Regions from separate parts of the Mus musculus genome. Here region 2 is linked to region 1. A link is a loop called in an ENCODE intact Hi-C map of the cell type or tissue named here. Cell type or tissue: left cerebral cortex. All regions are shown on one strand. Links, peaks and the distances in the headings refer to the core of each region. The heading gives the core; the rest is flanking DNA.

Region 1 (15,884 bases), core at 4,480-12,479:
GCCTGGGTTTGATGCTATCTCAAAAAATAAAGGTAAAGGGGAAACAGGTGGAGAAAGACACTCAGCCTCTCCAGACCAAGGGAGAGCATGAATGTCACTCCCAACCAGGGACAGTGTGGGCGCACAGGCAGAGGCAGTTTGCCCCTCTCCTCTCAGTAGCACTTGTCATTGTCTGTGTGTCCCTATAACTTCAGGCAAAGAGAAGCCGACAGTTTAAAAAGTCCTAGCCAAGGCTAATCCAAACCGAATATCTGCTTGTGGACTGGAATGAGTTTGGGGCTTTTCTTATTTTTCTCATGCAAAAGCAAAGACACGTTTAAACGATTCTTCTTGAAATGTGAAAAAATAATCATGTTGAGAGAGAAAAAGACCAGCGACAGAGAGAATCCTCAGTGATATTCTCCCTCTCGTGCTGGGATAGAGCCTAGGACCTCCCAGACGCTCGCCAGCACTGCACCTCTTAGCCACGCCCCCAGCTAGCCAGCACTGCACCTCTTAGCCACGCCCCCAGCTAGCCAGCACTGCACCTCTTAGCCACGCCCCCAGCTAGCCAGCACTGCACCTCTTAGCCACGCCCCCAGCCCTTGGGTGATTTTTATTATTAAATTTTTCTACTTGTCTAATTTTAAAATGTACTACAATGAGCTCATAAAGAAAAACATATTGTTGGAATTAACAGAGTGATTTTTATCTGGGAATCAAAAGGATGTTAATGGGAAATGACCAGCATCTAGAAACCATACAAAGCCATGCCTGACAGAAGTGAGATGCTGCCTCCCTCTGGCAGAGACAGAAGGCCCCCCGCCACATCTTTGCAAAGACACAACACAATCCTCCGAGCCCTCAGCACTTGCAGCTCATCTGGATCAGATGGACTTGGCAGTCTCGGGTAGCTCTTCCCAGCTGGTCCAGCTCATTGTGCAAGAGCCTTCGAACCCTCTCACAGGCTTTCTCTAGCCCACATGGCATCCTAGGGAGCTGGGGTTTGGCTACATACATCTTCTCTTAAAGGCCACCACTGCCCAGCCATCCTCTCTTGCCACTGATTTTATCGATGAGTTAAGAGAGCCTAAAATCTGTTTATTTTTAAACCACTGTATGCCTCTTTCTAAACATCTGTTGTGGAGGGCTATTTGTCCAATGGTCTCACAGCCTGATTCATCACCTGCACCCACATGCCTTTCTTCCCAATGTGACAAGGAGACTGCTACCTAGTAATGTGCACTTGCACATGTGCATGAGTGTGCATACACACATGCACAACACGCACACACAGAAAGACAAATGCACGGCCTTGACATGCTCAGAGCCTTTGATCTAACCAGGGCTGTTCACACTTTGCCTTTCACTGTTCACACGGTGCCTTTTCACCCAAGAAACTTCTGTGCAACCCCAGATATGCAGGTGTATAAAAGAGGCACACAAGTCAAACAGTCCCTGAAAGTATGCCGTAAGAAACCTCAATTAGGACAGTTCCTTGGTATACATGTAATTTAGCCATTTATTGAAGATGAAAGCAAATTTGCATACTGATAGATTAATGTCTTTCTGTTTGCCCAACACAATCCAGCCCAAGGATAAACTGACTTGATGAGAATCGCAGGTTGAGGAACATCACTAGAAAATCGCTGCCTTTATTTCCCATAATTAAACATATGTTTATACAGAAGCAGAAGAGCGCAAACATGCAGCAATACTCACAGCATACGGTCGTCATGAACGTGACCTGAGCTGCTGCAGGCAGCATGGATGTCAGGGTGATGTCATGGCAGAACAAGTGTGTGTGTGTGTGTGTGTGTGTGTGTGTGTGTGTGTGTGTGTGTGTATGTGTGTGTGTATGTGTTGTGTATTCAGAACCCAGGCTGCAGTGAGGTCCCAGGATGCAACACAGGTGTGCAACACAGGTGACCAACACAGGTGAGCAACACAGGTGTGCAACACAGGTGTGCAACACAGGTGACCAACACAGGTGACCAACACAGGTGTGCAACACAGGTGACCAACACAGGTGAGCAACACAGGTGTGTGCTACCAGGAATACCTTGGATCCATTTTCACATTTGGTCTGAGAAATAATTTTTGGTACTTTCTCATTTAAAAACCTTTACTGTTGGCAAATGTTTAGTGACGCCTCATTCAGTTACTATATGAGAGTCGTGACCTACAACTGAAGGAGCTTTTATCTAGCCTGGGGTTGAGCCAAGCACAGAGTGTGCATTACAGTGGGGCACTGAGTGTTGTGTGCAGTGTGAAGAACACTACACTGAGCAGAGCCAGGGAGAATGTGTGGATACAATCACTGTGAAGGCAGAACACACATGGAAGGCTATTCACACATGGAACTGTCATGAGCTGAGTACCACAACATACATGGAAGGCAGTTCACATGTGGAACTGTCATGAGCCAAGTACCCTATGTAGTGAAGAGTAAAATTTCAGATAGAGGTCACAGAGTCTTGTCCCAAATAAAGTCACCAAGCACCCATCTGTCACTTCTTCAGAGGCCGTGAGTGTGGACCTCCTAGAGCTGGCTCCTTGGAGTGGAGCTTCTGGCCTTTTTCAGGGGCCAGACAGTGAGGATAAGAACTCTTTATGGCCCTCGATCAGCTCTAGGCTGTGGATAGGCTGCGCCTGGCCACAGCTAACAGAAGGGAGCCCAAGGCTTACTGCCTTGATCCCATGGGGGTGGATCTGTAGTCTGTTCTAGATGATTTGTCTCTCCAGGTACGGACAAGACCCTTGGCCACCAAGTACAGCCAGTCTCCCTCCCTGGGTGGGTCCAGCTGAGTCCTTGTGACCACCAAGGGCTCTGGTGACGGTCTGAGGCTACAGCATCTCTTGAAGGCTCTGCTTGCTGCCAACTCGGCCATCAGATCAGAGCCGCACAGATCCAAACTTTCCTCTGGTTCCCTCCCCCATGAAGTCCCAGGAAAATGGATTCTGGCTGGCAAGTTTTCAGCAAGAATCAGCTACCCCTTCCCTCCTCAAATGGTTTCAGTGCTGGCGAGTAAGCTAGATTAATACATTGAATCCAAGCTGTTTGATAAGAAAGAGACTCCTGATTTCAAAGATGTCAACACAAGCGGTGAAGTTCGTATTAGGACGCATGGTGCCCCGCACTCCCAAAAGCCACCACTTGAGTACCGAGTGCTGTCTGTGGTTCTGATGAAACAGCCTGGCACATTTACACCTCATCTCAACCAGGGTTCCATGTCACTTTATCCCCAGTGTCAACCAAGGGCTCAGTTGATTGCTAGGACATAGGCTGATAGTAAGGCAGGGGTATGTCCAGGGACTTAATGACCCTATCATGTGTCTCCACATCCATGAAGGGATGGCCACTCAAGGATCATGCTATGTCTCACTTCTGCATCTCCTTACTGAGCAACAATGTCTGTCCATTTGTGAAGTTCAGCAAATGCCATCTGAGGACCAAGCCTTAGTGAGAATGGAGAAGCTGTGACTCAGATGAATTTAAGCCAGGAAGAACGTGGGGTGGAGATACAGTCCAGGAATCACAGGTTATTTGTCCTTGGATCTGAGAACTGGTCGCTGCTATGACCCCCACATTCATAACCTACTGCTCTGGTACACACACACACACACACACACACACACACACACACCCGCCCCAGTGGGTGATGACCCAGGCTCCGTGTTCTAAGATGGAGACCTTGTAGCACATTACAGCACCCAGGACCTAGGATTCTCCACACAGATAAGGACCCCTTTCTGGAGCTGTCCTGGGTATCTCCTGGATTTATTTCAGCTGCTTACGATGAAGACAAGACTAAGATTCACATGGCAAAAATGGGGGACAATGTAGGTCCAGGCCAGCTGGCTTCAGGGTCAAAGTCCTACGTGGAGGTTCTGAAAGGCAAGACCAGGCTAAGACAAGAGACAAAGTCTTCACTGCCTGCTTGTTTCAGCGGTGGGGGACACCGCTGCTCACTCACCAGCCCCATGCTAGCTGTGCATGTGTTGATAACTGCCAGGTGCTTCATGGTGCTGCAGGCCAAGGCACTGCCATGAAAACATGCATGTGAGGGGTTAAATAAGTCTGGGACTCAGAGAAAATAACTTGTTCTTAACATGAGGGCCCAGGAAGCACCTAGTATGGGGAATGGGGAACGAGGTGACTCCTGAAAGAGCCATCAACAAAACTCAAAAGAAGGAAGAAGGCCACGCTGTCACGCAAAGGCAATGACTGCTTTGAGAGAAAATGACCCAGGGTGAAGAGGTAACCACACTGCAGACACAGACCCAAGGAGGAAATCACATCTAATAACAACAGTGCTAAGTGTTGCCTGCTGTGGGTGCTGTGAGGTCTTCTCTAGTTAAGTCTTTTCCCCCATAAACATAGATGTCCAACTCTTTGCTATAAACCAAGAATGACAACAAAGATACTTATAACAGAGCCCAACTTCAGTTGTTTTTAAGCAAAATAACAGGAAAGGTGGTATATATTCTAAGTGCATTAATGCATTCATTTACATTAGGTTAGATGTCAAAATTACCCAAAACATAATTTCATCAGTCCTGATGTTTTTGCTTTCAGTGACTAAACAGCACAGAACAATGAGTACATCCCAGAATTTACCTTGTCTCAGGTGTCGTAAGTCACTAGAGAAGACCAAAAGCATGCAGAATTCATGTGGAGGTCACATGCAAACAACACACCAGTCAGTAGCAGGGACTCAGCATCCACAGATTTTGACATCTTCAGGGGACCTGGAACCCATTCCATAAGTGCCGGTCCCCATTGGAGCCAGGGTCCAGCATTTTCCAGGCCAACAGACTGGGTAATACAATGACTTGTACTATCTTTAAAGATGTCTTCAGTGTACAGCAACACTGAGGGGAAACGATAATTACTAATCCCAACTATTGCCCCTAGAAATGAGTACGGTCATGAGGCATCCAACAACCATCACAGGAAACCTCAAAGATGATACTTGATAATTAGTCTCCACATTGAAATGCAGGGCAGAGCCACACGTGTGGACACACACCTATAATGGTAGCACGTGGGTGGGAGAGGACCTCAGTGAGCTCAAGGCCAAACTGGTCTACACAGCGAGTCTCAAGCCAGCCAAGCAAGCAAGCAAGCTCATGCACATGCACACAAACATGAGCACACATACACACACATTGCACACATATGCACACATTGTACGCATACGCACACATGCACGAATGCACACACATGCACAAACACATGAGCACACACATGCACAGGTGCACGGGCACACACTTGCACATACATGCACACACTGCACACACATGCTCATGCACAGATGCACATGCAGATACACATCAGTTGTCTCTAAAACGATTAAAAACACCCTTTGGACTAAATACTTTCTCCCAGGGGCCAAGATTTTTGATGGAACGGTTGTATTCCAAAAATACCACTTTTAACTTTCAAAAAGAAGTGCTATGTTAAGCATTGGTCCGATACCTCCCATAGATACAGGAGTCGCTTTCTCGTGCTTTCTAGATAAGTCCTGATGTAGAGCACTCTCACAAACTGTTGAGATAAAGCATTCCTGTCTGTGCCTAGCCTCCAGGAAAGCTCTGCCCCTCAGGAAGGCTGCAGAAAGCTCCAGCCAGCCATGGAGCAAGGTGAGTGTGAAAGGCCTTTGCACCCACCAGCATCACAGTCAATGCTAAAGTGAAAGAAATCAGCTTCTACATCAGCGTCGAAGCCACCTACAGCCTTGCAGCATCCTTGTCCTAACAAGGTAAGCACAGATCTGTAGACAAGAGGAGGAGCAAGGGCGGGGTCAGGAGGGGAGGGAAAGAAGGAAGGATGGGAGGGCCGATGCCACTATGTCCATACTGACCTTAGTGTAAAGTCTTAACTTTACACTTAACTCCTAACAAAAGGTCAGCCTACAGGACTGAGGCAACATCAGTTAGCTGGATGAGACTGTCATAAAGCACACACACACACTTCTCTCTATGGATTTTTCTGCCCACTACCTCCTCAATTCTCTAGCCACTCCCCCCCCGCCAAGTCACTACAGGAAACTAAACCAGTGGACCCTTACCTGTCAGAAATAGCCAAGTGATCTAGGCAAGTCTATGTCCCCTTTAAGAGTGTTAGTAGTAGACCTACTATGTGGCCAAAGATCACAGGACAGGACCCCACATGGACAGTGCCACCACTGCGGACTACTGGTCCCCAGAGCATGAGGTAGATTGTACCCTGATTGGCTGCAGTCACTGGGTGTCGGGGAAAGTGAAGCTCTAGCCAGGGACAAGTGCAACGTATTCACGCAGGATCATGGTGGGTACAGAGCCTGGAACCTCTCAAGTTCTAAAAGATGTGAACACCTAGCGCCCTGCCTGTCAGCGGGCACCCCGACTTCCATGTTCTCAAGCCATTCTAGTACACTCTCAAGTCCTCCCTGTCTGCAAGGAGCCCTTCCCGTGGAACAGCCCAGCCAGCAGCACCTTCTGCGGGCCGCATTGGAGGGGCTTCCCACAGCACACCCGAGGGGCAGACTGGGGCAAGGACACCACTCTGGACTGAAGGACTGACTCAGCAGGAGTGGACCTGCATTTGACTGGAGCGGAAGCTCAGAGATAACCCACTTGCTTAGAATGTGTGAAGCCCTGGTCTCATTCCATCCCAGCACCAGAGATGGTAGCAGAAATTTTAGTAGCAACAATACCATACCCATCTTCCTGGAAGACTCACTTCCCACTGGGAAGCCATCTTCAACACCTCATCTGAAGGACCATAGAATTGAGATGTCCTCTCTCCTAAGGATTCCTGGGGGCGGGGCGCGGCAGAGCTGGGGGGCGGGAGGCGGTGTCGGTATGTGAAGATCCGCACCAGCGCATGCTGCGGGACCCTACCACTGAAGGATGGACTGCCTCTGAGGAATGTATCAAGGGACACTTGGACATCCAGAAGTGGACAGGAGACTGGGGGTGTGGCTCTATGATGGAGGCTGCCTGACATGAGCAAAGCCCTGGCTTCCATCTTAGCACTGGGGGGTCCAGAAGAGGGAAGAAAAGAAATCGCCAAGTCTTCAAGACAGAAGAGTGAGCACAGCTGTTTTTCTCTGCTTAGGAACTAGAGAAAAGCTTGGGCTTCCGGCCAGGGCCCTCCAAGTCACGTGATCTTTCCCAGACACTGCCACTGAGGCTCCAGGGCTGCCCACCTGGCCTCTGCCACGGCACTCAGCTGTCCCTACCAGACAGAAATTGCCCTGAACCCCCTCTGCGTCAAGACAGGCGGACATCAGATGAAAGACCACCCGAGTACAAGATGAAGAAATCACAATTTCCATGTAGAGACTAAGTAACGGTTTTCTCTGACTAAAACCAGTTTTCTGTTGTTCCTCTGGGAAACAGCACAGTGAACTTTCCTTTATAGTTTCCATTACACCACCCTGAAAGGTAATTCTGACAGTTAGCAATCCTGCCTTTCACAGCACAAGAATAAAGCTCCGAGCCTGCGGCTTTGCCAGCGGGAACTGGGAGGGGGAGGGGGCGTTGACAAAGTGCAGAATGAAAGCCAAAAGAATTCTGGGTTTTCTCCCCCAAAATGAACTTGAGATAAATTCAAAATCAGACCGTATGAAGGGGATTGTGGCGCTGAAAAGCCCAGAATCACGAGAGCAGCAGGATAAGATGCAAACAATTAGAACCTTTATTGCTGAAAGACTTTGATGAAAGTAATATTGGTTAAGATTTGAAAACACAGAGGTGTGTTAAGTACGGCATAAAAACAACCTTGTGTTAACTAATTGGATAATGACACATGTTACCACAACTGTCAGCTTCCACTGCGCCTTTAAAAGTTCCGTTTATCAAGCATGTAATTTCATTGTTAAAACACCCAAACCGCACAGAGGTGCCCGATAGCCAGGGTGAACCCAGCGCACATCCCTTATGTATCTGCGAACAAGCAAAGCCCTCCTGCTCTCTGTCCCGGCATGGGGTGGAGGCAGGCTCACCCCTGGCTGATCCAGCTCCTGTGGAAACTGTCAAAGTTTCTTGTCTTAAAACTGCACAGCCACAGCATGGCTCTCAAGTCAATGTCTCCAATTTATAATTCAAGAATGGAGTTAAGAGACCTTAGGCTGAACCAGAAAGAAAATATATATATATATATATATCATTCCTGGTTCCTAGGGAGGCTCAGAAAAAGGTGACGCAGGGTAACACCCGAAACAGTAGCTATGAAATCGCCAACCTGTGTTCCCTCTGCGGCTGGGGACACTCTGTCTGGTCCCACTGCCACCCTCCCGTCCCACCTCAAGCTGAGTTCTTTTACTCTTTCTTGTTTGTCCACTGAGCCTAACTCAAAGCCAAAAATTAAAACAGCAACCAAAAAGTAGTTTCCAAGTGGCAGAGGTCTCTGTGGAACGACTGCTCTTCCTGAGGCTCACAGCCTCACAAGACGGCTGCATGCAATTATGCTCTGAATGCCACGGTCCCAGTAACAGAGAGAAAATGACCTCAAAAGAAAGCTCCCCTTTATCTGGCTGCCCTGGACCTGCTGCTGGGTCCAAGAACACTGTGTCTGTTTCCACAACCCAAGGTACAGACGAGTGTGTCACACAGTCTTACAATCACCAAAACACAACTTTCTGCCAACTTGAGTATCCAAGTCTGGACCGCCCACATCCTGCATCCAGAAAGACATCTCCAGGACAGTAAAAGCTCCTTCCCTCCCCCGCTCCCCAAACTTCCAAGTCTAGTCCAGCAAACACAGGTCTCATAAGGAAATCTGCTCCCAACATCACTGGGTCTCTAAGGACCAGATCTAGGCTGTAAGAGCAAACACTTCCAGGGGACAGCAGGCACAACCCTGGAGTCCCCTCAAGAGGTCTCACCCAGAGCAACTCAATTACACAACAGCCTTGACCCACCTCTGATCTGGGTTCACAGCTAGGTATGTTCCCCTTCGGTGACCAGTGTCTGACCCCACCCTCAGTACATCACACACCCACATCATGGCTGAGCACCAGAACGTCTTCTCAAGACTCCAGAGGAACCAGCCACCTTACCTGGTACCCTGTCCAGGTGCCGGCCTGTGCCTGCCTGTGGACTCCTCCATCCCTGTCAAGGCAGGGCTGCTCCTTCAGAAAGCAGGTTGCCAACTACAGCCTCCTCGTCGGCAGCCTTCGCAGTGATGAGCACAGCTTGGGACCGTCCACAATTAACCAAATACCGTGTGGTCGCAGCGAATCAGCCACGGGAACCGGCACACGGATAGAGAGCAAAGGAGGCTTTCAGAGGGACTCAGAGGTGCCGTCCCTGAATGCTACATTTCTTCTTCAAGATCGTTCCAGCCAGCCCCTTCTGCTATTTTTACTGTACCATAATGCACTAGGTCTGGCTTTTACCCTATTGAAAGAACATGAATATATTATTATCCACACAAAAGAGCAGGTTATTGTTTATGAATTACCAGCCTTCCCAGCAACAAAGCCTATTTTCATAAGAAAACTCAATTTCATTTTAGCTCCAATTTGATTACCAGCTGAAGAAAGGAAGCTCTGCTCCCAACCCTCAAAGGGTTTTTATTCATACCATTGAATGGGCTTTATTGCTTCCTTTTCAAAACTGACGTAGAAAGCTTTTAGAGTAAAACATTGACAAAAAATTATTGCGCTGCTATTTTGTGCAACAGCAGAGCTGAGGAGGGCAGTGATTTCTCAGCCATCCTTCACGGTACTTCAGAATGGTGCGGGCTGGAATTAATGACAGGGAAGGGAGAGGAGGCACGCTAAGGTCTCACAATGCGCGTCAAATCTAAATGATCACCATACATTGAAAAGCCCCCAAAACGCCCAGGCTGACTGATTCACGGCTTTCACCAGAAAGACAGGCTTGAAGAGTTTATTGCACCACAATTTGCTCCGGAATTATCATAAAAATGAATGTGGAGGCTGAATGTCACCCCAGCATGCTCCAAAAACAGACACCCGGGGACAAAGTTCATGCGGGAATTACAGCCACACTCGCAGGCTGCCAGGGTCAGGGTGCAGGGTGTGTCGGGAGGTTGAGTGGCAGTTATCTGGCTTCCCTCAGCCAGGCTCACCCAGGGCACTGGAGAGAACACTCCTGCCACATCAAGTGTTTCCATTTACCGAAGCTTAAAGTAAAAGAAGCTATAGCTGTGAACAGCAAATAGCAGTCCACCTGGGCTGCAAGACTGGGTGCGGAAAAGCTCTTGGCTTGTTTGTTTTCCTTGCGCAAGGGAGAAGGAAGTTTGTGGGAACTCAAGTGCTCCCTGGAACAGTATAGGGGCAAATGTTTAAATGATATGGATAGTTATTGTTAAAATGGCTCGCGCCCCATGCGCATACTTTTCCTTTCATTAAAACGGGAGCAATAATGGCTAAGCTCATGGGGTTGCCAAAGAAACCTGCACTTGATATTATGCAAATAGAGCCTATGGTAAAATAACTTGATGCTCGGGCCGACAGCCAGCCCGTTCCAGTGGTGTCAGGCAAGATCAGACTGTTGGGCCGGCGAGGGCTGTCAAGGCCTCCACCCATCAGTCAAGTGTGATCGTCACAGTTTCCTGGTAATGTTTATGTGCTTTTAAAAGAAATAAAACTCATCAGAGCAAAGAAGCTGGACCAGTTCTCTGATAGGAGGCTGTCCTCTGCTGTCTTCAAACAAACCTAACCAGAGACAGGTGAGTCAGCCCTTTCCCAGAGCCCAAGCAGGTAGGGTAAGTTGCCTCAACTTGGCCCAGATGGCTTTGAACTCAACCCACATCACCTGCCCCAGTGAGTGTCCTATACACTCTGGGGCTTCCTTTGGGAGATCAGTTACCAGAGTAGCTCATGTGGTGTGGAAGACAGTGTGTTCCTTGATCCACGCTCTGTGTGTTCCTTGACCTACATTGTGTGTGTTTCTTGACCAACATTGTATGTGCTCCTTGATCTACACTGAATGACTTCACATCCCTGAAGCCACTATCAGTGACTTCCCTTCCCAGCTCTGCGATGGCCACTGGTCATGGCCACCAACCTGACCTCGGCAGCGTCAAGAATAATGTTGTTTAGACACTAGCCTGCGTGGATGCTCCACACACTTCCAGCATGGGGCGTTCATCGCTGGTGTGATGGTACAGGCCACATGGCTAAAGTCAAACTGACTTGGCTTGGGCTGTCGGCTCTGTACTCGCAGCCTATTCCATGTTGGAAAAGGTGGAGTCTGCAGTGAAACCATCACGGACCATCATCACTCATCCAGCGAAGCCCAGGCATTGATCCCAGGAGAAAATTATCTGGTCATGTTTTTGACAACTGACTAAATCCAAGACCTTGGCTTGTTTCTTTTAGGTGGTGTGGGTTTCTCCACACAGAACCACAGCTGCATCTCCAGAAACCACACTGAACAAAGTTCACCTCACACGTGTGTTCTCCACCAGGCATATCGTGGCCTTCCTGCGTGTGGGACACCAGGCTGCATGGTCACAGAGCAAGCTGCAGGGAGCAGAGACCTCTTCCTGCTCGGCTAGAATAGCTCCCTGGACACTGCTCAGATTCTTCGCCACTCCAAGCAGACCTGCAAGAAGCCACAGAGGCATGATATTAATTTAGGGGCTAGAGATTAATTTTGGCAAGCTAGTGAGTTCACAAGTACATAACCCATGAGTTCTAGTGGCAGCCTGTTTTCTGCTTGCAGCTGTCTGTTGTTGCATCTAGAGTGGTGCTCTAGGGTGAACAATGGCCCAAGTTCACATGTCAGAACCCAGAGCCCAATGAGATATCTTTGGAGACAGGGCCTTTGGGAGTCACTGGGGTTAGATGAGGTCGTAACAGTAGGTTCTCATTCCTTAGGATTGTGGTCTTGAGGAGAGGAAGAGAAAGTTCACCCATTAACGACACAGTAAAAAGGTGGCCATCACAGACTAGATGAGCTCACTCCCAGAGTGTTTGGAAATCGCTGCGGCTGTTTAAGCACAAGAGTGTGGTGCTCTGCCTGGGAGACTTGGAGGTAGAGGGAGGGGAGAGGGGAGAATAGAGGTCCATGCCCCTCACCAATGACCACCAAACCCCTGACACCTGTCAGGGCATCACCAAGAGCAGCACAGAGCTGGCCAGAGCCAGCCAGAGCAGGTCAGAGCTGGCCAGAGCATGCAGCACTGCAGACTTTGAGATATGAGCATGAAATCTGGCTGAGCAATTCATGGGCCAGCCAGCGCTCTAAGACAGGAGAAATCCGGTGTGTTGAAGCAGATTGCAGATGTTGACCCAGCCAGGAGCCCATGAATTCAAAACTAGGTTTATCTTTTAAAAGATATTAATGTTAAAAAGATAAGATGCTAGTAAGATATTAGTGCCAGACCTCACTTCCGTTTTCTAGCATCTTAAAGTCAGCTCACAGAGCCTTGCTGCTCTCTTCCTGCTTCTCATCCACATATAGGATGCTCCGGCCTGTGGTGGCTTCTGCCCAGACTTCCTGGATTTGGAAGCAAAGACACAAAAGCATTGCCGGGCAAGAAAAGAACGGATCCTGTAAGGGGAACCATTTTCATGTTGAACTAGTGATTAAAGAACCTGGGTTCCAGAAAGCCAATGTGACCTCCCAGGACTTCACAATCATAACCCCGCCCCTGTGCTCCACAAACTGGGAAAAGCAGCTTCCCTAGAGCAAAGCTTTGTGCAGATTCTCAGAGACTGAGAAGACACAAGAGTCCTAGTGTGGCGAGCACCAGACTTTCCACAACCCATGCTGAGGGGACACAGCACCCAGTGGGCAAGCAGCAAAACTTTACAATGCTACATCCAACATGGCAGCAAGTCTAGCTTTCCCAGATGCCCATGACCCTCATTTCCTCAACAGTGACAGAAGGAGCTCCGCCTTGTAGCAGGTGGCAGAGTTGGCTTCCAGGCACCACAGAAGATGGACAGGACCAGTAAAAGGAGATGAGTCCACACTGCCCCTCCCCCAAATACCAAATATGGAAACTGGCCAAAGCTTGCTTGTCTCCTAGGCAGCCTTGGTGTGGGTCAGCAGGGGGTGGTACTGTCTGGGCTTAGGAGCAAGCACAACTCGACTGTGTCTTCTCACCATGTTCTTTCAGTTCATTTTGTCTGTTATGCTGTCCTGAGAACCCTACAGACCTCAGGTCATTAGACCTACGGCCCTGGGCTATGTCACCATCACTGTCTTGGCTCATGAGAGATACAGGGCACAGGACAGCTACATGACATTCCACAGTGGATACTGCAGAGAAGATTCACAGGGCTAGCTGCCCCACAGCCCCTTGAGTTCAGACTCTGGTTCAACATGATCACCACTCTGCTTGCACACAAACACCGTATCTGAACACAAGTGATTGCTCAGACACTGTCTATCCCCTTTCCATGGTCCATCAGCACGGCATGCCCTTGAGATCTCTAGTCACCAGCCTCTTCCAGACTTGGAAAGGCTACCCAGAGTCCCTCAGGCCCTGTGGTTGGAGTGGCCAAGCTGTTGGAGCGCAGGCCCAGCTACCACCAGAAGTGAGCGCAGCTGTCTGAGATGGGCCATGATTCTGAGAGTCCTGCAGGTGTTGGCCCAGGCCATGCAGAAAAAAACAAAGGGAAAGGAAAGGAAAGGAAAGGAAAGGAAAGGAAAGGAAAGGAAAGGAAAGGAAAGGAAAGGAAAGGAAAGGAAGAAAGACAGACGGGGGAGGGAGGGAGAGAGGAGAGAGAGGGAGGGAGGGAGGGAGGGAGGGAGGGAGGGAGGGAGGGAGGAAGGAAGGAAGGAAGGCAGGCAGACAGGAGGGAGGGAGAAGGAAGAGAAAGAAAGAAAGAAAGAAAGAAAGAAAGAAAGAAAGAAAGAAAGAAAGAAAGAAGGGGAAAGGGAAGGAAAGGAAAGAAACGGGAAAGGGAAAGGAAAGGAAAGGAAAGGAAAGGAAAGGAAAGGAAAGGAAAGGAAAGGAAAGGAAAGGAAAGGAAAGGAAGAAAGGCAGACAGGGGAGGGAGGGAGAGAGGAGAGAGAGGGAGGGAAGGAGGGAGGAAGGAAGGAAGGAAGGAAGGAAGGAAGGAAGGAAGGCAGGCAGGCAGACAGGAGGGAGGGAGGGAGGTAGAAGAGAAAGAAAGAAAGAAAGAAAGAAAGAAAGAAAGAAAGAAAGAAGGGGAAAGGGAAGGAAAGGAAAGAAACGGGAAAGGGAAAGGAAAGGAAAGGAAAGGAAAGGAAAGGAAAGGAAAGGAAAGGAAAGGAAAGGAAAGGAAGAAAGACAGACAGGGGAGGGAGGGAGAGAGGAGAGAGAGGGAGGGAGGGAGGGAGGGAGGAAGGAAGGAAGGAAGGAAGGAAGGAAGGAAGGCAGGCAGACAGGAGGGAGGGAGGGAGGTAGAAGAGAAAGAAAGAAAGAAAGAAAGAAAGAAAGAAAGAAAGAAAGAAAGAAAGAAAGAAAGAAAGAAGGGGAAAGGGAAGGAAAGGAAAGAAAAGGAAAAGGAAAGGAAAAAGGAAAAAGGGAAAGGGAAAGGGAAAGGGAAAGGGAAAGGGAAAGGGAAAGGGAAAGGGAAAGGAAAGGAAAGGAAAGGAAAGGAAAGGAAAGGAGAAAGGTGTGAGCATATCAAAGAGGTAAAGATTTGGAAACACAAAGCCAAAGAAATTAAAGGCCAAATGAAAGTAAACTTTGAGGTGTTCGAGAAAGGAATGCACACAGTGTAAGCGAGACAGAGCACAAACACATTCAATGCACATCTAAATGTGTGTGTGTGTGTGTGTGTGTGTGTGTGTGCGCGTGCGCGCGCGCACGCGCGCGCGCATGTGCATGCACATATGTGGAGATCAGAGGACAATTCAAGGACATCTGTTCTCTCCTTCCACCTTGTTGAGACAGGTTCTTTTTTGTTTCCATATATTCCAGGTTAGCTGGCCCACAAACCTCCAGAGAGTTCTCCTGTTTCTACCTCTCCTCTCACACGGGAATGCTGGGGTTAAAGATGCCTTCCAACACACCTGACTTTTTAATGTTTTCCAAGAATGGAACGCAGGTCATCAGGCTTGAATGGTGGACATATTTATCCACTGAACAATCTCACCACTCCAAAATGCTCTTCCAGTGGGAGTAGGGTTTTTCCTGACACCAGAGACAGGTGAGCCCATATCCCCAGTGACCTGATTTCCCTTCCAGAAAGTAAAAAGCCAAGATCACCCTGGACTCAAGAAAAATCACACCATGTTAGCCAGTGTGGAAATGCCTGCAACTCTGTAATGGTGTTCATTTTGATTACAAACCTATAGGTACCACACACACACACACACAGCACACAGTGCTTAGAAAGCAGCAGAAGTACCCTATACAAGGCAAAAGCAAGGAGATAAATAATATTACAGAAGGTATTTTAACATGAAGGTTTGGCTTTTGAGGGGTATCACATGTCAAAGACAAAGTCCCTTCACAATGCAGAAACAGAGTGACCATCATGGGTCAAAGAATTCTAAAGAGGGATGAGAGGGGGAGCTCAGAACCCTACCCAGACCATAGTGAGCGTCCCCAGCAGGAGGAGCACCCTGGGAGGTGTGCTGGTTTGAATGAGGCTGTCCTCCATATGCTCAAATGTTTAAATAGTTGGTCCCCAACTAATGGAAAGATTAGGAGGTGTGACACTTGGTACGGGTTTTGAGGTTTCAAAAGCTCACAGCAAGCCTCTCTCTCTCTCCCTCTCTCTCTCTCTCTCTCTCTCTCTCTCTCTCTCTCTCTGCCTGCAACTTGCAGATCAGATGTGAGCTCTCAGCTACTGTTGCAGTACCTGCCTGCCTGCCTGTCTGCTGCCACACCCCACACCACGATGATAAGGGACTAACCCTCTGAAACTGTAAGCCAGGCCCCAATTCAATGCTTCCTATTATAAGTCGCCTTGATCATGGTGTCTCCTCACAATAGAGTAGTGACTAAGATAGAA
Region 2 (12,656 bases), core at 179-8,178, 71 kb after region 1:
GTGTCTCCTGAGCCTCCGGAGTGACCTCTTTAGCCTTTAGTTCTGTCAGTACTGAGCTCAATGCTCTCTTGGCTCACAAGTTCCTCTGACAAACAAATCAGTTTTGTTTTGTTTTTTTTAAATGCAACTTTGCTCAAGTTCGTAGAACACAGAAACCCACAATCAATCAGAACGCAGAGAGCAAGTGACCACACAGCACTGAGCCCCAACCATGCCTTCTACAACACAAGTCCTCTACCCAAGGCTTAGAGATCATGGCAGGAAAGGAGGCATCAAAGGAACATGGTGACTGTCTCTCCTAGACATGTCAAAGTGACACCCATTGTCTTAGTCAGGGTTTCTATTCCTTCACAAAACACCATGGCCAAGAAGCAAGTTGGGGAGGAAAGGGTTTATTCAGCTTAACTTTCCACATTGCTGCTCATCACTGAAAGAAGTCAGGACTGGAACTCAAGCAGGTCAGGGAGCAAGAGCTGATGCAGAGGCCATGGAGGGATGTTCTTAACTGGCTTGCTTCCCCTGTCTTACTCAGCCTGCTCTCTTATAAAACCTAGACTACCAGCCCAGAGATGGTACCACCCACAAGGGGCCTTTCCCCTTTGATCACTAATTGAGAAAATAGCCCACAGCTGGATCTCATGGAGGCATTTCCTCAACTGAAGCTCCTTTCTCTGTGATAACTCCAGCTTGTGTCAAGTTGACACAAAACTAGCCAGTACACCCATGAAACCTCACCAAGGTGGCTACCTAAACATGCTCTGAACAGAGGCATTGCCACCAGACATGCTAATGTGGGTAACACCTCATGGGACCTGACCCTAGACAGAGAACCATAGCAGCTGAGGGATGGGAACACTGGGGAGAGGAATCATCTTCTCCAGGGGAGAATCCTCAAAGAACTCTCTAGTTCACAGTGGTCACTCTCAAGTCACATCCATGTATGTGACTCTACAGGCAATGACCACTTGTAGTTATATATCTAGGAATGTGTGTGTATGTCTGTATGTCTATGTGTGTGATAATAATTAAAGAAAAAGAGGTCATGAATTTGAAGAAAAGCAAGGGGCAACACGGGAGAGGCTGGAGGGAGGGAAGGGAAGGGGAAAGTTATATTTTAAAAATTTAAAACTGTTTTAAAAAATGAGTGCATGCTACTCTAAGAGAAAACCCAAATGTGGTTCCCAGCACCCAGATCAGAGGCATCCTCAGGACAGACAGTGTTAAAAGCTGTCTGACTCTGTGAATACACTAAGACCTATAGAACTGCGCACTTGGGGGTGGATGTTAGCATAAGCTCTGGGATCTATAGCCAGCACGGGGGGAAAAATGAATTTTATAGAATGACCATTTCTTCTAAATAGAAATTAAAAAGGCACCAGCTCTGATTGTTTCTGCCAGAAGGCAGAAATGGGTCCTGGTATGCAAGGGTCACTCCTCCCCTAGAGTGAGAAGGGCCCTGAGCCTTCTAAAGTCAATACCTAAAGAGCGTCCTTGTGCTAATGGTGTGTCTATTGTGACCTCTTGGGTCACTATCAGAGGCCTAAATGCCCAGTCTCCATGATGCTGACATAAGAAAGTGTGGGCCCTGTCTGTCTGTCTCCAGCTCTTCCTGGTGTGGTATGGCATATCCGGTAGGTAGGTCACATTGATCACTAATTCCCTGACTTCCAAAGCCACATACATACCCAGGGAAGGGAACAGAGTACTGTGTGGAAGAATTCACTCTACCTGGGGACTTAGTAAAAGGAACAAGAGGAAAGGAGGGGCCCAAGAACATTTAGCATTGTGCAGAGGGACAGGGGCTGGAGGCCAGCACAGCAAGGGTCCCCACCTACAGCGTGGCCAGTATGGTCTTTCCTGGCTTTGGAGTGTTTACCCCTGTTCTCTGATGGAAATTAAGGGTGGATGCATCCCACACAGCTTCCATAATTACCATTCTGAAAGTGAGGACATAAATGAGTCTCCAAGTGAAATTTAATGAAGGTTTGGAGGTGGTGCTTTAGAAAACCCTAGAAGTTCAGAAGGCCCAAGTCCTGACATGGGAAAACATGTCCATGGGCAGAATGGACACAACCCTTCACTACAACGACCTGGTTAGCTGCTTCTTTTGTTCTTTCCCACTCCTCACAGATACCTGGATGTCTAGAAATGGCTCATCAGGAGCAAGGCAGCCAGCCCTGCAGCTCCTTGGATAGCCCAGGCCTGATCTTAGTGTGGTGCTAAAATGACCTCAGGAGAAACCCAGTCATATCGTGTCCCTCGGCTGTCCCCACGGTCCTTGGCTAAGACACCACCAGCCCGGCCCAATCAGACTCTAGCTGGCTGCAGCCAGCAGCGCCCTGTCCAGCAGCTGTCTTGGAAGGGACGTTCTCACACCCAGTGTTCATAATCCCAGCCTTTTCCAGGAAGGACTGTGGTGAGAAACCCCTTCCACTCCGCACAGAGCAGAGGTATGTGAGGTTGTGCTGTGTGAGGTTGTGGTGACATAAACAGTGGACAAGGACCAGGGTTGGATCACTCACTGGGAACAGCTTTCTCGTAGCAGACGCCCCTGTAGAAACAGCAGTCGAGACTCCTGCAGCGCTCCCTGGTGACATTGTAGTCACAGATGTCATACAGAGGGATGTCACACACTGCAAGGCACAGACACAGCACTGACTTGGCAAAAAACAAGGCGGGCATGGGGGTGGGGTGCACTGGGAGTCTGCCAGATTGAACCGCGGGTCTGTTAATTCCATTATTCATTATGAGAATCCTGCTTTGAAACGAGGATGAGAATTAAATTTCTGAACAAAATAATATGAAGTTAATTACCGAGCATAATACAAGGGTGGCTGAGGATCAGGGTGATAAGGCAGTGACAAGCCAGGCACGGGCTCCCCCAGGCATCCAAGAGGGCTAACACGTGACGTGCCAGGGTGGCCAGGTCACTCTGTGCAATGTGCACACTGAGGTACAGTCTGAGCTCTAGCTAGCCCCGAGGGTTGAGCATTGCTCCTGAATTTAGAAGCTGAATCCAAAAGACAAAAGTTGGCACTGGAGAGATGGCTCCAAGGCTAAAGGTGAATATCTTGTAGGGACTCAAATTAGGTCCCCAACACTCAGGTAGGGAAGTTCACAATGGTCTCTCATGACAGGGTGGTTTAAGAGCTGGCTAGCCCATGCCTACTTGGCCTAGGAGACACTTGGCATCCATGGGTCCCTCCCAAGATGCTTTGTGAGAGACAGGCAGGAGACCAGGCAGAACAAGGGTCTGGAAGAACACTTAACAGGGCCGACGTGGACTAGCTGGGTTCTTCTCTGCCAGGTGTCCTAGCAGCCTCTGTGCCTCCATGTGGGTAGACGGCAGGCTCTGTTCTGCTCTGGGTTGATCTATTATGTAAAGCAGTGGCAAAGCTCTTCAGGCTTTGCCCTGCCCCGAGAGACTTCACGTTGAGGATGAAGGAAGACTGTGAATCTGGGTGAACGGCAGCACCAGGTGACAGGAGCTACCCAGGTGGGACTTAACTCTAAAAGTAGAAAGGATACTGTCCTGTACATTTTTCAAAAATAAATGAGATGTGTCCATGGTGTTACATGCACAGACTATGGGAAGATATCAGGATAAAAGCGATATCAGGATGTATGGATGCTCTTAAGATCAGACCAAGAGCTTGCTGGACACACCACAGGGAAGGTGTAACTCCCTCACCTGGACCATTCAAGGACACCTCACACTGTGGTAGCAGCAGAATCACTGACCTGTTTCCTGGCCACCCCAGTGTGCATCTGGACCAACAGAGAACTCCCAGCGGTCTCAGGGGCTTTGTCTCGGTTGGGTGCCGACCGATGATGTCATCTCAGTTGTCAGTGCACCGTTCAGTGTCACCTTTCGCTGTTCCAGTCTCCACCATACCTTGTGCCCGCAGCTCAACTCTGCTGCTGTAGCTCAACTCTATCCCGACCCCAAGCCTCTGTATCTCTATCAGCAGCCCCAGATTCTGCTCTTGTCCCTCTTTGGAAGTCCTTGAACTCTCCTGAGCCCTGTGTAGCCCTGTGTTGCCCCCCTCTGTTTGTATATATATCTTACACACATATATGTACACATATATAATCAGTATATATTAATGTATGTTATATTAATATATTTATTATTTATATATAATTTATTGTATAATTAATAAAATTAATGTTATATATAATAAATATTAACATATCATATAATATATTCACAGAGGTGTTTTACTGTGTGATGTGTGATCTGAAGACTGATATTAATAGTTACAACTGAACTTTAAGAACCTGTGCTCAGTTGGCTGAGAAAGTGAATGTGCCAGACCAAGTCTGCCAACAAAGCTGTTGAAATGTGAATGCATTGTTATCCAAAAAATCCCAACACTGTAGAAAGAAAACATAGCTTCACCTCTCTACATTTTCCCAACAAGCCTTTGAGGCTCAAAGGAACAATAGGAGTGTGGTCCCTGTCATTTACCGTGGAGGCAAAGCATAGGTCCACAGCTTGGGAACACCAGGAAATCTGGACACCAAGCGGGGATCATTTCATGCCCCAGGGCTACAGCTCAACAGTCCCTAGATACGTTATGCACCCCTAAAACAGCCTCCTGCCCCAAGACACAGCTTACCTGTATCCTGTGGTCTCCTCTCAGCTGCCCCCTGAAACCTGCAGTGGGGTGTCCCAGCTCCAAGCTTAGGTTTTCAGGGCCAGTGTCCAACAGCTCCCAGGAACCTCTTGCAGAGGTAGGTAGGTACTGATCCCACCCCATGAAGACAGTTCCCCAGGGCTCCTAGCTGTAGATGGAGACCAAGAGGCTGCACACAAGGACCTTAAGGACAGAGTTTTTCCACCCTTTGTTATAGCTACTGCTCTCCCAGTGGGAGACGACAGAGCCACTGGATCCCAGCCAAACATACAGAGCAGCCGCTCTGATTTGGCCCAGTAGTTTCTGCTGCTCTCTGTGGCTCCAGTCTGCCTACATCTCCGGCATGGCTTCCTTGTTCTGAATCAGATATCGCAATCGGTCCTTTTAAGAGTCTTTGGCCTGTGGAGGTGTCTGGCCCCAGCATGACCTAATGCCTCCCCAACCCCACCGTGGCTGAGCCTCCCCTCCCACTCCCAGCCTCGAGGGAGAAGTTGGCTTTCTTTCAGGGAATCCCATAGAAACACGCCTGGCCTGCCTTCCAAGGGAGACAAACAAAAGATGAACACATTTCTTCTCTGCTTCTCCATGTCATATGGCATAATAGCAATGCATAAATACATGCACCATTGAGGAGAGAAAAAAAAGGAAGTTTCAAACAGTGAGATTTGGGAGGGAAGGTGACAGTCCCCAGTGGTCTGAGGCTCCTCCTGCGAAGCACGCAATTCTAGAAGGTTTTCCTGCCTGACTTAAAGTAAATGCAATTATACCATGCACAGTCAACGTGCCTTTGAGAAAATCATATTTTTGCACGACTTCCACACCCAGGGTCAAGTGTCTAATGCCTGCTTACATACCTAGTGGGGAGGAGAAGCGTGCTCCTTGTTGTAAAAAAGAACGTATTCTATAAAAGCCACTTCCGAGAGATGAGAGCTTTAAAGTGACTGAAGAGTATAACCAACCAAAAGCCCTGGGACTCCCTGTTGTTTCTTGAGCTAGTGTGAGAAATCCCAAGGGGCTGCTCTGTAATGGCTCAAGACTCAGAGATCTCAAGGTGGCTCCATGGGGTAACCTGGAAACACACGTCCCTGCTTTCCTTGATCAGATAAGCCAGACGGCACGACAGCCAAACTCTCCATGCAAACAGCCCCAAGAGTCTCTTCCATGTTACCTGCAAACTTCTTCAGGAGATGTGGTGGGGACCTCTTGATTTCTTTGGTGTCTTTCATGGTAGCAGCTGGCGGGGGATACAGGGATCAAATATGCCTGGAAGACAGGAAACCTCAGCACAGGGAGTACAGGAGTTGTACACTTAAAAGATAGCTTAGGCCACCTCAGCACACAGGGACCTCCGAGTATTCACACCTGAAGACAGGTCAGTCAGGACACCTCAGCACAGGGTGGCAGTGTGGCCATCTTTGGGGCGTTTTGTACGGGTACTAGAGAATTAACAGGCCAAACTTTGAGGGCTTCTCCTGGCCTCAGGGTGGAGGGGTAGTCACCAACCTGTCCATCAGTTCCAGAACTGAGGTCTGTGCACTGCCTCTCTGGTAGCCTCTAAGAAGGAACAATGTTTTGGTTAAGCCACGAACTGGCTACCTCAGCTTCTTGTCTACGGCTCACAAGTAGCTGGAGGTCAGGGTGGACAGAAGGAAACCAGTCCCTGCTTATTGTGACATCATTTTGAAGCTCAAGGTCATAAAAGGGTTACACAGCACCTCATTCTATGGACTGGGTATGGAGAGAGGGGGCCAAGCACACTAATGGGCTGGGGAAATCTCCCCTGTGTAAGGTACTGTTCTGAAGCCTCAAGTTAGAATCCAAGTTGCTCCTTCCTGAAAGCGTGGTGAGCTTGGGAGCAGGATCATATATTTAAATTTCGCCATGTGACTTTTGTTTTCTGGGAGTGTTTTCGCAAACACTACTAGGGTGCAACCATGAACAAAACAAGGTCCCCTCTATCCACAGGAGAAGGAACAAGGCCCTGTGAGTCCTATGCCTCCATCCTCAGAGTGGGCCCCTTCTGCTTATCACAGTGCAAGCATGCCCTTGGAAGGGGGCTGTGACAGTGACAACCTTCCTTTTGCTCCTTGCTGGAAACTGCCATATGTTTCAGTATTTTCCAGGTGTTGCAAGAATCCCAAGTAGGTCAGGGCTGGGAAGTGAGCTGCTGGAGATGGTCCCCTTTCTAACTGCAATGCTCTGTGGGGACCCTCCCTGAGGTACACCACTGAAGGCCAGCACAAGGCTCTGGAGCCTGCGGAGGCCGCAGTGCTCTCAGCTCTTGCTAATGTAGATGCAGTATTTCATTAACTTGGTTTTATTTGTAAACAAATGTGGTTGGCATTTAATAACCAAGAGGATGTGTATAAGAAGCAGCTCTTGCAAACATGGCAACTTTTACAGAAATAAAAGCTGGTGGCTGCATAATATGAAGGAAATTAATTATCCTGGGAGCTACTGCTCCCTGGGGTGAAGCTGTTTATCAGCCATCACTGAGGCAGCAAGCACAGCCAGGTGTGGAGGAACTGGCCGCTGTCTTGCATGTGGAGGGTGGGGAAACCAGGGACTGCCTAGCAAGGCTCCCTTGCTCTCAGTTTTTCCAATCCGCCAAGAGCAGAACCCTGCCACAGGGCAGAACTGAGCTGCAGGAACACCTGGGCTCGGCAGAGGCAGGGACCCAGGTCCCAAACAGCCCAGGGCTCAGGTCCCCAGTGAGTTCCGAGGGAAGGTGTGTGCATGCTCCCAGCCCACAGTGCCACGGCCAGAACCAAGAAACTGGGCCCACAGAGCACCTTTGAGTCATTACTCAGACCAGGTCTGGGTCGTCTCCCGTGTCTGCCCTTTGATGGAGACCCCTTGATGCCAGTATTGACCAGTATTAACATCTTCACAAGGTTCTTACACAGTCTTGCTAATTTCCACCCCCTCACAATCTGCAGAACTTCTTTGAGATGTAGAACAGAAACAAACAAGTCCAGGGCTTCCTAAGCATGGCAGGAGACAGGTGAGAAGTCAGCACCCTCGTACTCTGGGACCTCAACCATTCCCACTGTCATCTGTTTCAACCGCCATGGCTTCAACACCCTCCGATCTAAAGGTCTTCATCTTTCACTTTATTTCTATTTAATACTTTTCGTTATTAATAAAAATCGACTATCTTGCTCCTGGCCTATTGAAAACTGATCTCTAGACAAATATTCTATCTTGCACCATGGTTTCGAACACACGTTTATATTTTTTACACAAACACTATCGTTGGCAGCGGTGAGTGTTCCAGTGGGGTTTCTGTGACCTGTGCACCCTCTTTCTGCCTTCACTTCCCAGGCGGACACTGGGTCAGTGGTGAATGAGACCCCTCTTCTAGTCAGAGAAGCTCGCCTTTCCGTGGTCACTAGTGTGCTACCTGTTGACAGTAAGCCCTAAGCCCCAGAAGACAACCAACCACATATCCGTTACACAATCTGCAAAGCCGAGGGCCTGGTTAGAGCAGTGAAGAGCTGGAATGATACAGCTCTACATCCAAACAATCCAGAGTTGGCCTTAGCCCTGCAACAGCCATTCATCACCCTACTTCTGGGTTAGACCTAACATTTACCTTAACAGGTGAAGCCTGTTAAAATGTATCAATATACCATTAGCATCCACACAGCCAAGAGCTAAGGATGTAATTTCATAGCATCTGAAACCTACTATGAAACTCCCCTGTTGCTCCGTGCATGCCCCCACCAGGGTATCACTAAAGGTATTAAAGTGTGAATGTCATTTGATTTGTGACTGTGGGTGTCCGTGCAACTGTTCCTGGTCACTCCGATTTGTTTCGTGTGATGGGAGCTGATACTTATGTCTCCTGTGACCCCAACAGTTCCCAGAAGATGAGGGAGTGTCCAGACCACAGCTATGTTAAGCAGTGCACCTGCTTGATGCTTACCTAGCCATTACAGGGCCTCCCTTCTACACACCTGCCCTCAGGATTTCCAAAACAGCAGAAAGTAACTTAGAGCAGAGAACTGTCCCCATTTAAGGAGTGCCTAAGGGGGTGAATTCTGTTAAAGGTACCTTGAGGCCTGGCCTGTGACTGGCCACAACACAGGCCAGTGCAAACCTTCCCCAACAGCACCCTGAAAGAAAAGCTAAAAAGGAAATGCTTTTAGAAGAGAATGATGCACCAGCTAGCCTGCCCCTCACCCACAGGTCCCTTCTGGGAGGTAGCAACAGCAGGCCCCAACTATATTATTGGGAATTTCCACAAAGCAATCGACCGCTACTGTCGATGACAGAGGTGGGGAGTGGCAAGGGCAGGGGGAAGGGACGAAAGGACATGAGGATGGGCTGGGGCAGAGTTGAGACCAGGGATTCTCGGGAACAGAGGTTCCCAGTGTTGCTTCAGGGTCAGGTGCTGGGAACCAGCCAGAATAGGAAATGCAGACAGACGGATGGACGGACACACTGAGAAATGAGAAAAGCCAGGTTGGGGGCAAGGAAGTGGGGAATTCAGGCAGATTCAGAGTATGTAACAATCGGGGGCTGCTGTGCAGAAGCGTCTCTGTCGCACGCTATGGATACTGGCGTCCAGAGCTGTCTGAGTCCTGTCCAGAAAGGATGGCACTCCACCTGCATCTCAGAATATAAGATGTTAAAAGTGTTTGATCCATTTTGAGTTCTCTGAGCAGGTAAGACATAACTGGAGTGTAAGTTGCTCATCTGTGTTCCCTGCTGTATGATCCACAGTAACAAAGTGAAGGAACCAATCTAGGTGTCCTTAGCAGAGGAAGGAAGGAAGACAACATGCCATGTCTGCACAGCCATAAAGGAGCAGCTATGTCACTGGCAGGAAGACGCTGGAGACTAGCATGTTAGTGGACAGGACCCCAAGAGACAAACAGGCTGTTTTTTCCTCTCACATGTGCAACCAAGGTTACCTGTGTGTACACACATTAGTTATATCAAGACACAGGAGAGGGGCTGGAGAGATGGCTCAGCACCGACTGCTCTTCTGGAGGTCCTGAGTTCAAATCCCAGCAACCCCATGTTGGCTCACAACCATCTATAATGAGATCTGATGCCCTCTTCTGGGGTGTCTGAAAACAGCTACAGTGTACTTACATATAATAAATAAATAAATCTAAGAAGAAAAACAAAAGTCAGAGGAGAGATGATTTGGGGAGAAGACTGGCAGTTGGAGGAAGAGGGTGAAGACACAACGAAAATACCAGTGTGAGAGCCATGGTCTCATAAAACACTAATAAAAACAAAAGGGCACATCCACACAGGAAGCCAAAGGCTCCCCGCACTTGGGGACCAGGATAGGAGTGCTGGCCATGGCTTTCAACACCCCTGGACCTGGGCTGGGACACACACAGTGACCCTTAGACAGGTCTACACTGCAACCCAAGCTCCTGTCCTCCAGGGACAGTCCGAGCCACCCTGCCTGGAGAGCAATGGTCTGAGTGGCTGTCCTGCTTCTTATCAGCTCACCAGCTGGCTGCCATCAGGAGCGGACAGCGAGCAGCAGGAAGCCCGTGGGGCAGTCAGGGATGGGGCAGGTAGGACAGGAGGGGACAGGAATGGGGGATAGGAGGGGTGGGTGGGAAAGCAGCAGGCCCTGGCTGTGAAGGTAGCAGCTCCTTCACAGCACACACTGAAGTTGAGTGGGACTGAGGGTCCGAGAAGCCTCATGTCCTGCCTGCCATTCCGCATCACCAGACTCACAAGCTTCCAGACACTGTGGTTGTGCTGAGCAGCAGCTCTGTCTTGTAAGCCACTTACCCTCCATGACCTGACAGGGAAGACTAGGTACAGAGCAGGGTCTATGGCTCTGAGAAACCTGCAGGCCATGGGAACACTACATTAATGATTTCCACTAAGCTTCCAGCCCATTTACTTGGTGTATGCTCTTCTGGAGCCCCCAACTTTGCTACTGAGATTCCCCAAACCACGTTAGAATCTGGCCCTGGGGGCTGGAGAGAACAGCCTGTCTATGCCAACCCTAAGAAACGCCCGTGTGCTTTTGAGGCCTGAGGCTTGAGAGGCCGTGCAAGGACTGACTGCAGACCCACAGCTGCCTTTTCCCTTAGAGGGATGAGTGCTGCACTTGGTGACCAATCTGTGAGAACTGCCCAGGTACGGACGGGAGCCAGATAGGGACAAATCACAGTGCCTGTGTAGCCCACAGCATGGCAGCCCAGGTACCCTTTCACATGGCTGCCCTGGCAACCGACAGCACCGTCCGCCAGAGCCGAGTCCTGCACTGCCTTAGAGCCCTTCCAGACAGGGCACTCTCACTGCAAGAGCTGCGTGCCCCAAAGCCAGCTCACGCTCCTGACTCACTGGGCTTGGGCTGAGGTCCACCTCAACCCCCGCGCGTGGGGTGGGTGTTTGGCCTACATCTGTATCCACTGCTTGCAGGAGCTCTGGATGACCAAAGAGCAATCTGGTAGAAGATGCTGCAGTCCATAAAGCATTGAGGCACAAAGGTGTGTGTGTGTGTGTGTGTGTGTGTGTGTGTGTGTGTCTGTCTGTCTGTCTGTCTCAAACCTAGGAAGGCCTGCTACTGCCGTGTCTCTGAAATCTGGTACGAACTTCCTAACGGGACTCGGGACCAGCTCCTGACCAGGCAGAGCTGATTGAACAGCAGCAGTAATTTTCTTTTGTAGAGATCCCAGATTCCTTCAGAGCACTGCCTTTTGTTTTAATCCAGAAAATGGCCCACATCTTACCAGCAGTTGTTATTCCAATTTAATGGGAGTGGGAGGAGGGTGAAATTCGGGAGAGAAACTACTCCTAGAACTTCTGTTTCCCACTCTTACCATCCTTAAATGCTCCCAGATTTCAACAGTATTTCCCTGCATTGAACACATCAGGATTTCAAACCTGATAAGCCAAGACATGCACATGGAGACCGTCTCAAGGAAGATGAAGCAACACGTTTTGTGAGATAAGAAAAATAAGGAGTTTAATAATTGCAAGGGTGTAGCACACACACACTGAGCAGTCGACCCCGGTGCGGTCTCCTGTCGTGTCCCAGGAAAGTGGGGGTTGGCATGAAGTGCACAGGGCGCATGGGCAGCAGCTGGAGGAGAACAGTGGAGTTTCGGACGCTGCTACACCGCAGCATGGTTCAGAACGGAAAGTGCTTCACATCTACACGACAGGAAATGGCTTGATTCCCCCGCATCCCTTACAGAACACAGAGGACTTAGGAGTTGGTGAGAGGCGCCCTGTGCTGTTGGTATCAAAGCTCCCCGCGCAGACACGCAGGAGAGAGAAGTGGGTGTGTACACCAGGGCCGGTTTTAAAAAGAACTGCTCTTGGGTGCAGATTCTCGCTCCCTGGAGAGCCTGGAAGACACTGGATCCTCAGAGAGACAAGGCGGCGTGCTGACAGCCTAACCACCCTGTCCAGGGTAGGGATGCTGGGAACATGAATACTCATGGAACACTCCAAGCGAATCATTAAGGCAGGTCTGAAAGGAATTGTCCTGGGGCACGGACGGCAACCTCGGCGGTGGCAAGGACACTGGCGAACATGGTCTTTGCTTCCTGTTGATGGAGGGGCTGCCCAGCAACCCCAGGCCCCTGTGCCAGCAGTGGAGTTGCAAGGAGTGTTGTTCCTGAGTTGAGACCTGCTGTGACAGCAAACACACTGCCTTTTGCTGCAGTGTCTTCTGGGTCAGCAGAGTGCTTGGAAAACAGGGCTTACCAAAAGGAAAGGAACAGCTCAGCTTTTCTCACCCCGCACACTGAGCTGTAAATGCTAACAGGGGTGGGAGGCTCTGGTGGATCCTGACAGACACAACCCATAGACACTGCAACCAGCTAGAGTGTGGCAGAAGGAGAGAGCACAAACGGCCTCTAAGTGCCCACGCAGAAACCTCCACAGGTGGGTGGGTGGGCGGGGGCTGGGTCACGTCCTAGGGAAAGAGGCTGTGCTGAGGCCCCAGTAGCACACATTGCTCTTCAGTGTTTAAAGACAAAACACCTTTCTAAGGGAAAGTATCTCTGACTTGAAAACAACCTC

The links. Hi-C counts contacts between places; a loop is a spot of excess contacts. Peaks named below come from ENCODE experiments on the same cell type or tissue, not always from the same donor. Only the 100,000 strongest peaks of a DNase experiment are listed, where the experiment ranks them.
Region 2: it touches region 1 in a loop (2.0-fold over the local background); 7 of 42 quality-filtered maps call a loop at or near these places.

What each region holds. Positions count from the first base shown.
Region 1 is chr8:11,906,400-11,922,283 of GRCm38, reverse strand. No RefSeq gene overlaps it. Among named protein-coding and RNA genes, the nearest start is that of Tex29, 74 kb to the right of the region's middle. In left cerebral cortex, for the core only: no CTCF peak of the experiment used is centred there; DNase peaks (open chromatin) are centred at 7,115 and 8,588.
Region 2 is chr8:11,834,129-11,846,784 of GRCm38, reverse strand. It overlaps Tex29 (testis expressed 29), which reads right to left and starts at 6,264. Exons shown (of 7, transcript NM_029326.1): 1 at 6,144-6,264; 2 at 5,809-5,903; 3 at 2,523-2,633. The coding sequence starts at 5,866. Arhgef7 (Rho guanine nucleotide exchange factor (GEF7)) reads right to left here. Exons shown (of 22, transcript NM_001372321.1): 22 at 11,566-12,656. In left cerebral cortex, for the core only: no CTCF peak of the experiment used is centred there; DNase peaks (open chromatin) are centred at 2,676 and 5,077.